2 separate regions of the Mus musculus genome follow, and region 1 is linked to region 2. The links are chromatin loops, found by intact Hi-C in ENCODE. Cell type or tissue: left cerebral cortex. All regions are shown on one strand. Links, peaks and the distances in the headings refer to the core of each region. The heading gives the core; the rest is flanking DNA. Region 1 overlaps Gm42048. Region 2 holds the start of Zcchc14 (zinc finger, CCHC domain containing 14).

What was found. Hi-C counts contacts between places; a loop is a spot of excess contacts. Peaks named below come from ENCODE experiments on the same cell type or tissue, not always from the same donor. Only the 100,000 strongest peaks of a DNase experiment are listed, where the experiment ranks them.
Region 1: it touches region 2 in a loop (2.9-fold over the local background); 1 of 42 quality-filtered maps calls a loop at or near these places.

What each region holds. Positions count from the first base shown.
Region 1 is chr8:121,839,032-121,844,407 of GRCm38, reverse strand. It overlaps Gm42048, which reads right to left. Exons shown (of 4, transcript XM_030243893.1): 2 at 3,004-5,376; 3 at 1,225-1,376; 4 at 506-716. Among named protein-coding and RNA genes, the nearest start is that of Gm42048, 7.7 kb to the right of the region's middle. In left cerebral cortex, for the core only: a CTCF peak has its summit at 2,868 (motif pointing right); a DNase peak (open chromatin) is centred at 2,885.
Region 2 is chr8:121,646,687-121,652,062 of GRCm38, reverse strand. Zcchc14 (zinc finger, CCHC domain containing 14) reads left to right here and starts at 130. Exons shown (of 13, transcript NM_080855.2): 1 at 130-338. The coding sequence starts at 162. In left cerebral cortex, for the core only: no CTCF peak of the experiment used is centred there; DNase peaks (open chromatin) are centred at 1,716, 2,334, 3,417, 4,311 and 2 more places; H3K4me3 peaks cover 3,678 bases; H3K27ac peaks cover 868 bases.

The sequences.
Region 1 (5,376 bases), core at 189-5,188, 190 kb before region 2:
TTATGTATATGAGTACACTGTAGCTGTGAACTGCCATGTGGTTGCTGGAATTTGAACTCAGGTCCTCTAGAAGAGCAGTCAGTGCTCTTAACTGCTGAGCCATCTCTCCAGCCCCCTATTCATTATATATATATACATATATATATATGTAAACTGTCACTGTCATCAGACACACCAGAAGAGGGCATCGGATCCCGTTATAGATGGTTGTGATCCACCATGTGGTGGCTGGGAATTGAACTCAGGACCTTTGGAAGAGCAGTCAGTGCTCTTAACCACTGAGCCATCTCTCCAGCCCAAATTGACTTATTTCTTCATCAAAGAAAACCTATTAGTCACATTAGAAAAATGGTTGGGCAGTTAAAGGATTACATGAACACACACACACACACACACACACACACACACACACACACACACACACACAAAACTAGCTATGATCTAGCCACTCTGCTCCTAAACACCCGCCCAAAGTTATGAAAGCACATATCTATAAGAGTCATGCTCAGGTTGTTCAAAGCAGAGATTTTAGTAATAATACACCTTCAAGTTGGAAGCAGCTGGCAGCTCAAATCCACACCGAGTGGTGCAGCGATAAATGAGGGACGACGGTCTGTTTGCACACAGAGAATTGCTAGGCTTGATGGAGATTCAGTGGTAGAGTGCTTGTCTAGCATGCAGGAGGCGCTGAGTTTGATTCCTTTCACAAGAGGGGCCTGGGAGAGGGAGGGAGGGAGAGAGGGAGGGAGGGAGGGAGGGAGATTGAGAGAGAGAGAGAGAGAGAGAGAGAGAGAGAGAGAGAGAGAGAGAATATGAGAGAGAATGAAAATGAGAATGGGGAATTGAAACAGTAACACTCACAGGTAAACCTGCAACTCTCAAAACAATCAGATTCGGTGAAAGAAGCCAGAGTCCTAAAGGTCCTCATCAAAGGTGTCCACTTTATGACTGCATTTCTAACATCCTGAGAATGATAAGTAATCACTGCCTGTGAGCACCCTGGGACAGGGATACAGAGGGGAAGGCTAGATAAGAGTACAGGGAAGTTTCTGGGGGTAGAGGTGGTTTTGCAGCTGTTGTGGTGGCCTCGTAACAGACATATAGGCCATTGCATATTTAATTCTACACTTTTATTTGTCATCTTATTCTTTTATTTAGAAGGTAACCATATGCAACTCTATAACAAGAAGCTTGAAAAATGTTTATTTAAAAAGGATGACTTACTGGCACTGGAGACATGGCTCAGCGGTTAAGAGCACTGGCTGCTCTTCCAGAGGTCCTGAGTTCAAGTCCCAGCAACCACACGGTGGGCTCACAACCATCTGTAATGGGATCTGATGCCCTCTTCTGGTGTCTCCGAAGACAGCGGCAGTGTACTCATGTACATTAAATAAATAAATAAATAAATAAATAAACAAACAAACAAATCTTTTTAAAAAACCAAAGAGCTGGCTTACCTGATTGGTCAATTGGGTCTGAGGTTAAGAGATACTGTATGTCCACGAAGAGACCTGAGCTCTGTTCCCAGGTGGCTCACAACTGCCTGTAATCCCAGCTTCTGCAGGACTAGTGTCCCCTTTGTCCTCCTTCAGATCTGCACTAACTTGCACACACATGCACTCGCTCGCACACATGTGCACTCACTTGCTCACATGTGCACACATGCACTCATGCACTCACCTGCACATGGATTTCCAGTTTGGAACTCCCAGACTCATGAACTCTCTGCTTATCCTCCATTCTCCAGCCTGAGCTGCTGTACCCTCCCAGAGGCCAGGGCGAGCGTGTGTCCCTTCTGTCTCCCAGCAGCTGTCTGTCCCCGTTTAGCCACACGTGCACACTTCAAGCACATGCTTGTTGTTTACAGAGAATAAGTGGATACATCTTTCCTATGGTGGGAAATTATACTATTTCCCATCTCTGGATTTGACTCAAACAAGTAGAAGATTTCAACAACAATATATAAGGACATAGGGCAGTGGTTCTCAATTTGTGGGTCACAATTCCTAGGGGAGTACATGAGCCTTTCACAGGGATGGAAAATAATTGTATGGTTGGGGGTCACCACAATATGAGGAACTGTATTAAAAGGTTGCAGCATTAGGAAGGTTGAGAAGTATTGCCATAGAAAATCTAAACAGTGAGTTTCCAATAGACCAGTTATTCAACCACACAGGACACCTGCAGAAGACAGTGGCAGAATCAGCCACCCCAGGGGCACACTGAACACACTCTAACTCACTGACACATTGGAAAGGACCAGAAACAACAGTGTGCTCTCCTGCTACAAAAGCAGAAACTAGACATAAGTAACAAAAAGACTATGGGCGATGCTGGGATGCAGGCGAGTGGAAGAGCACATGGCTAGCACCTGCCTAGCTTGCGCTAGGCCCAGGGATAACACAGGGATCTCCAGATCGTAGGTCGCTAAATAAGGCTCTAAAGAGGAAGAATTCAGCTTTCTTTGCAATGCACAGCTGGATTCATATCCTCCCTAAACAACTAGGAAGTGAGACATCACATCTGCTACATGGGTTCGCTTCTGCATTTCACTCCTCTTTCTTTCTTTCCTTTCTTCTTGTTATTTTATTTTGCTTTTACACAGGGTTTCTCTGTGTATCCCTGGCTGTCCTGGAACTTGCTCTGTAAACCAGGCTGACCTTGAACCCAGAGATCCATCTGCCTCTGCCTCTTGAGTGCTGGAATTAAAGACATGAACCACCATCATCCAGCTGTCGCCGCCACCTTCTCCTCCTCCTCCTTCTCCTCTTGTTCTTTAAAAGATTTATTCTTGTTTTATGAGTATGAGTGCTTTGCCTGTGTGCAGGTCTATGCACCACGGCTGCAGGTGCAGTGCCCGAGGAAGCCAGGAGAGGGCGCTAGATCCCCGTACAGAAGTTACAGATGGTCGTGGCTCACAATGTCAGTGCTAGCTGACTGACCCAGTGAGTCAGCTCTTAACTCCTGAACCATCTGCCTATCCCTACCCACCCCCTTTCTTACTTGGTTCCTTTGGCCGATGTCTTCATATGTTTATCTGTCTGGATAGAAGAAAGCCTGCTCTCTGGTGTGCCTCCTGTGGCCTAAAATGATGCCTCACGCTGTAGAACTTCCAGTTAAATGAAGCGACTCAGCCTTCCAATTGAAAGAACTCAGTGGGGAAACCCCCACTCAGCTCCCGATTCGGCGTGCACCCAAGAATCACGAATAGAACACAACACCTTGATGTAACAACAAGAGGTTTTTTAATGGCGGAGCTCCGGGTCGAAACGTATCTCACACAACAGGAGACAGTGGATTCGACCACGAGGCTTGGAAGCTAGGGGGTTTTATAGAAAAGGAGTGGGGCTGGGGGAGGAATTGGCGCGGTTTCACATGATTGGTCCATTTAAACATCAGCAGCCTGTAACATTTAACTTAGGTCAGAGGGGTGGGAGCTAGGGAGGCGATGGGCTTGCCCGGGCATGTCCTGGTCTGTTCTGCTATGTTCTCAGCCCCAGGTTTCAAAGCTCAGAAACAACTCTTTGGGCTATTTAACATACATTACATGAATTACAGTTTTATTTCCTTTCATTCCCCTCTTTTTCTGTTTAGACTAATTCTAATCATAGAATTTTAGAGGTCGGTGTCCCTTAACTCTTCATCTACCTGAACTATAGGTTGATATTGCCTTTGAAGAACCATGAGTTTTACTGTATCAATTTTACTCTGGATGAAAGCCATTCCTCTATTTATTATACAAGGGCCGAAAACTAAAGCTAAGCATATCATAAGGATTGGTCCGGCTACAGCGGAAATTAAAGAAGTTATCCAAGATGGTCGTGATTCAAACCACGACTCAAACCACCCCCGTTGAGCATCCCGTTCCCGTTTCCTTCGCTCTAATCTTTCTCTCAGTTTCTGCATAGAGTCTCTAACTATTCCTGTATGATCTGCATAGAAGCAGCACTCTTCTTTAAGGGCAGCACACAGTCTTCCTTCCTTTAGGAACAACAAATCAAGACCTCTCCTGTTCTGTAAAACTACCTCAGACAGGGAGGTCAAAGATTTTTTTAAAGCGTCTATGGACTTCTCTATTGTCGCTAGGTCTTCATTGACAGCATCCCTCAAAGACTGAATTCCCTGTCTTCCTTCTATCAAAGCTGACACTCCCGTCCCCACTCTTACTGCCATACCTATTCCCATGAATGCAGCCAGGGTTAAAGTAATTGGTTCTCTTTTTGACCGCCGGCCCGCATAGCTTTCTTCTAAACTGGATGCAGGGTGATAATATACACGGGGTAACAGCTGGATCATGACACAAAAATCATGAGATGAATTAAAAACCTTAGTTGATACACAGGGAGTAAGTCCTGTATTGCAAGCCCACCATCCAACCGGGGAAGGTACAAGATAGTAATCAGCTTCTGTTCTGGACACGGACTGAATTTGTCCGCATAGGTGTTTGTGAGTGGAAGGTGGGGTACCTATACAGAGACCTGGATTCCTCGCGGATACTTCAGTCAGGGTCAGTTTTTGTCCTGTACCCCAAGAGCAGGAAGTATGGCTGCTGGTTCTGTTGAAATCTCCATTGAAGGCGATTCCTTTATAATAAGGCGGACCGGACCCGAGGACAGGCATAGCCAGCAGTCCTCAGTAGCGCTTGGATCAGTTCTGTTAAGGGCATAAAAGGCTCCTCTCACTAGGTTAAACATCCTCTGTCTTGAAGGAATCTCGGGGGTAATAGTTAGAGGTACCTGAGGAGTGGGAGGTTGGGTGATAGCGGCCATATTAAGGGGGTCCGCAATCACTGGAGTAGGCTGAGTAATTGTATGGGTGAGGGGTGTGAACTTGGTTGGGGGGCCTAAAGGATTGTAGGGGGTCTTTATTTTTAATCTGATAGTGAACAATAATCTCTCATCATATCTTTCCTTGTAAATCCTAAGACCCCAGGTATACCCTTTTGTCCATCCCAGAGCTCTCTTTCCTGGTTCAGTGAAGGTGACACGGAGCGGATGGCACCAGTCAGTACACTCGTCTAGGTCAAATCCTCCAGGTACATAAGACGCTAGGGAATAGTTGGCTGTTACTCTAATATAGTCCCAGCTCGAGGAGGGCTTCCAGCGGGCTGTACCTGAAGTCTCGCAACCCCAGCTCTTACAAAAGAAGTCAGCCTTACCTCCACACGTTGGATTGAGGGACTGACTTCGGTGGGGCCCGGGGCAGACATAGAAGGGATGGGTTCGAAGCATACTTCTATCCCTTTGGTTAGAGCAACCACCCCATGGGTCTCTCGAATGTTTTTCTACGTACGGAGGGGGTGTTAAAGGTGCCCTCTGAATGTCAGAGTACCCCTCCAAGTCCCATCCAGGAGGGGCTCCTATAGCCAACTTACAG
Region 2 (5,376 bases), core at 102-5,101:
GCAGCAAGCTGCTGGTGTCGCTGGCCCTGCTGGGCTCGGAGCAGCGCGAGGCGGCGGGCGTCTTGTACCGCACGCTCACGCACACCGACTCCATCATCCACAACTACGGGCTGCAGCTCAACGAGGGTCGCACGGGCGATGAGTTCCTCCTGCTCTTCACCATGGCCTCTAACCACCCGGCCTTCAGCTTCCACCAGAAGCAGGTGCTGCGCCAGGAGCTCACACAGATCCAGAGCAGCCTGAACAGCGGCGGTGGCGGCGGCGGCGGCGGTGGTGGCGGTGGCAAGAGCGCGCCCGGGCCCAGCGGCGCGCTGCCCACCTGCTCGGCTTGCCACAAGGTGAGCGCAAGCGCGCGCGGTGGGGCAGCGCGGCTGGGGTCCTTTACCGGCCAGCCTGGAGATGACCTACTAAGGGACCCGGAGGCCTGCGTCAGCGCGCGGCCCCCTTTGTGTGTTCGGTGTCACGGCCCAGGCTGGGGACACGAGAAGGCCTTTGTCCTGTCAATCCCGGTTCTTAGGTGACATAACACTCAACGATATGTCCACTTGCACCGACCTGGAACCTGGGCGCAGGTGGGCCCTGCCACCTGCCTGTCTGGGTCAGGTGTCCCCGGGCGTGCATGGCAGGGGTACGATGTACAGGAACCCGTGTCTGCGTGTGCGATCGTGGGGGTTGTGCACGCTGCTAAGCGTGTCTGTCTGGAGAGCCTGGCTCTTGACAGGGGCTTTGCAGCCTCAGCGGGTCTGCGGGTATGCTGTCAGTGGTGATCCACCATCGGGGAGAACCCAAGCTCACTGAGGTGGGATCTGGTCTTAGGATGATAATGTCAGCTTGCTGGGCAGGAAGGGCAGCTTGACTGTCCACTCAGAAATGCCAGCTGTGGCCCGAATGTTTGAGGACTGGTAAAGCACGTGGTTCTCGTGGAAGCTGAAGGCTGGGTGGTTGGGGGCCATGGTGACTAGCAGATGGAGTTCATTTCTTTAGTATCCATCCCTCTCAGCTGCAGCCCGGAGTTGTGGATGATGGAGTCGGTGTGCATTTGGGCCTTTGGAGGCCGGCAGCAGCCCTGGAGCCAAGAACCCAGGTTTCTTGTGAGAGAAAGGCTCACCAGTGCCAAGGGCCATTGAGGTCCCACACCATGTCCTTGGTAGTCAGAGGCCACATCCGGGCCTCCTGCCCAGCTGCTCCACAGTCTGAGCCTTTTGAAGTTTAAACTCTTAACTCAGCTTCCCCTGTCCAAGGTGAACAAGGTGAGGTCGTCGGGGCTTCCGTCGGTTTTTCTTTCAGCTCTCTTTGAACCTTGAGTTGTGGCTTCTTTTTAATGTCTTCCTCTAAGAAGTGGTTGTGGTTCCTGAATGGGTTTCTGTGGCGTCTTATCTTTTCACTGACGTTTGCCTCTGAGACTTCGGTTAGCTTTTTGGGTTTTTCTTCTTCTTTTTTCTTACATACATACACTTTGCCACCTCACTTCCCTCTTGCATGCGAGGCAACTGTCAACAAGAAAGGCAGGGCCCAAGGAAAGTTAAGTTCTTCAGGCCAGCCAGCTGTCACCTCTCTGTGGTCTCCTCAGCTGCGGTTAGTTTCATCCACGAGCAGGAGCTTGCTGTCTCCCAACCTGGGCTGCCAGACCCCTGTGTGAGTGAAGCTCAGACGCATCAGGTCCGGGTTGCTCTGTAGGAGATGGGGACTGGTTTTTAACAGGGCAGTGAATTCAGAGTAGAAGTGTCTAGAACAAATGTCTTGGGTCCTCTCCCACCCACACAGTACTAGGGATGGAGCCTGGAGCTTGTGCATGCCAGGCAGGTGCTTGGCCACTGAGCCCCACCCCACTGCAGCCAGCCCTCACAATGCCTGTATAAGATGGCCTTTGTCTCAGGCAAAAGTCCACGGCGAGATGGAGTTAATCTAGTCCCCAGGGTCTGGGCACTGGTCGCCCGCCTTGGTCTCCTGTGCTGTAGGAGGCTGGGCTGAAGTCCTCCAGAGGTGACAGGGCAGCTGGCAGCTGTGCTCCCCGTGTTTTTCCCGGCCATGTTGGCTGTCAGTGGTTCTGTGGAGCCATGCGTTGTCTGCCCGAACGGCTCTCGTCCTGAGCTTGCAGCTGTTGCAGTTTTCAGGAATCCTGTGGCTGATAGGGCTGGGGTTTTCTTTAGAAAGTTGGGGGACATTGTTTGGCCCTGGCACAGGGGCTCTTGACTTAGCAATGAAGGCTGGGTCTCACTTGCTCAGATCCAAACAGGTCCATTTCTCTTTCTTTTCCCTGGCTCTGAGTCACTCCCGAAGGGACTGTTCCCCAAAGCTGAACTTGGGCTCATTTGTAGCTCTGAGATTGAAGCCTGATTGTGTGTGTACTTGGAGGGGGATCCTTGGAGGGAGAAGTCCAGCCGAGAGCCACTTAGCACTGAACTCCGGCCTCCTCTGCATCCTCAGCAGAAGGTGGCTCTTGTGTTTCTTTCTGAGCTGTGTCACTTGGTTTTGAACTTAGGACTGAGACTTTGCTCTCAGAAGTGAAGGTGTGGAGTGTTTTTGGATGTTGTCTGATTTAAATGTTTATTTCTCTTACCTGAGTTTTCTGGAAAGCTTGGTATTGTAAGCTTCTTTACGCTTTCTTTTCCCTTTTTATTTTAAATGTATAACGTTCAGAGCAGCCCTAGATGTTTAAAAGTGTGGTTTATTTATTTTAAAGACCGAGGTTTTGGGAATGTGGGGAGGGACTCTAGAAGTGGGGGCAGTGTTTGGGATGTAAATAAAATAAAATAAAATAAAATAAAGACCAAGGTTTCATTGTCTTGCTCACCCTGGCCTGGGAATTGCTATCCTCCTGCCTCAGCCTCTGCAGAGCTGAGAGGATAGGGACACACCAAGCCTAGCTGTGGATGCATTACGTAGGCATGGCTTACTTTAGAAAACCATTTGCTGTCTGTGGTGTGGGAGCATTAGGGGCTGCAGAGGGGCTGCAGGCCTTACCCTGCTGGGTGCTTCCTGTCCCTTAGGTGTGGTCTCAGGATGCTGAGAGCAGTGCTTGCATTTTTTTTTTTTTTTTTTTTAGTAGAAAACCTTGGTTTTGGAAGCAGGTTAAATCAAGACTTTTAAATGGGTGTGAGGTACCAACTTGTAACCAACCCCAGCACTCAGGAGGCTGAAGAAGGAGGCTCTGACTTCAAGGCTGCCCTGACACCTCAAGTTGGTGTCCGGTAGCTGGTACAAGAGAGCATAGCATTCCCTCTGAATTGTGGTCAGGGTGCTGTACAGAGCTGTGTGGCCAGCAACGTTGAACTTGTTCAGATACCCGAGCCTGTGAGCCGTCCCTGCATTCTCCCACCCAGCCCCCAAGAGACACGGCCAAATGTCTGTCTGTGAGTTTGTCCTCTCTGAGGCAGTCGTGTGAACGGAACTGTGAGTGCTTGGCCGTGTGCTGGGCTGCGTTCACGTTCACGTGCGTGCTTTTAAGGCTTCTCTTGTAAGAGCGCAGCACGCTGCTCTCTTTCATGGCTGAGTACTGTTTGTTCATCTCCTCACCAGCGGGTGGAGGTCGGGATTGAGGCTTAGGTGAGATTATTCTTCATGGTAAACTCCTGAGTGCCTGACACTAATGCATGCTCCTCGGGCCACTGCCTGGGGGCTGCTTAACCGTGCTGCATGGCGTCAGGCCCTCTGGGTTCTGTGGTTACAGTGACAGGTGGAGCTAGCTGTGGTTCTGTCCTGCTCTGTGTGGCAGAACACAGTCCAGAGGCCCTATGTGGGGTTGTTGTTGTTGTTTTGTTTTTGTTTTGCTGTTTTGGGTTTTTTTCCTTTAAGGGGCTCTGAAATGGTGTGCCTATATTGAGATTCTGGTTTTGTTTTTGGTGGATAGCTGTACAGTTCCAGAGCTGCCCACCATGGTTTGGCCATGTATGCCCTAGAGTTAGCCTTGGGGAGACTTTCAACAATCTCCATAGACTATGAATAAAGCTGCTAGTAAGCTCTTGCCTGAGATGGGCTACAGTTCCACTTGGCTGCTTGTGTCTGGTAAGCTCTTGCAAGTCATTACAGTTCAAAGGTCGGTCAGGAATTGAGGCATTTTTGTCCTGTGGGTATCATGTGAGGAGTGGATGGCTTTGCTTGGTTTCTCTTTTAACCCTGACCCCTACACATGGTTGTCAAGAGCCCCTAGCATTCCAGAAGAGCTAGAATAGATCCGCATCTGCATCAGTGACCTGAGGGTGCTGTTTTTTCTCTAGGGCGTTCTTCTCATCCCTTGTATTCATTCCTCGGTGTGTTTCTGTCTAGGTGGGTGTGCTCCAACACAGCACCCTCAAGCTCTGTTTTAATGGCCTATCTTCTTAGTGGCATCTCTCCAGCAGCAAGCAGCAGCTGAGTCATGTCTGGAGTTGTAGCAGGCCCCCTTGAGCCACTGGGGTGACTGTGTAGCTCTCAAGTGACTGTCTTTCCCCACACGTGGAGCTCTAAGGCCATGTGCTCCTTCGCCACTTGAACCCCATCGGAGCCGCCATGCTTCACATGTCACAGCAGGGTCGGATGCATAGCACCGTGTGTCGCGTGCACAGGAACCAGCAGTGGCAAGTCTGGCTGCTTTTCTGAAGCCGTTTTTGCTGAAGTTCCATCCTGTGTTGTGCCTTGGTCCCGTGTGCCATACTCACTCAGCCTTGGGGTTGAGAGCACACTTGGGATATGTAGTTTCTAGAACATTGGCAGGCACACTGTTGTGCTGTGTCTGTTGACTGGACAGCTGTTGGCTTCTGGGAGGCTAATGGTAGATCACAATACATTTTTTAAAAAAAGATTTATTTTCATGTTATGTGTATGAATATTTTTGCCTATGTGTCTGTACCACATACATACCTGGTGCCAGTGGAAGACCAAAAAGGCATCAGGTCCATGGGCCTGGAATTACTGCCATGTGGGTGCTGGGAATTGAACCCAGGTCTTCTGGAAGAGTAGCCAGTGCTCTTAACTGCTGAGCCAATTCTCCAACCCCACATTTTTATAAATTATTTTTTGCCCGGGAAAAATAATTTCTTCTTTAGGATTCCCTCTTCCTTAGCAGGGTCAGATTTCAGAAAAATCCTTCAACCCCCAGCAGTTGAGCTAGGACCCATCAGGGTGAGCTCACTAGTGAGATGGCTGTAGGCTTTGACTTCAGACCTTAGCTGTGGCAGTGTTAGCAAGGGAAGAAGAAACACAGAAGTATGGCCTGCCAGAGATAATGTTTGTCACCCTGAAAGGCTGGGGCAGAAAGCTTGTCATGAGTTCAAGGTTAGCCTTGAACACAATAATGAGATCCTGTTTAAGACAAAAAGGCAAAATGACCAACAAAATTTATAAAGCAGGTAACTCTGGGATTTGTTGTGGGTTGAACGTTTTGACGTTGTTTAAAGT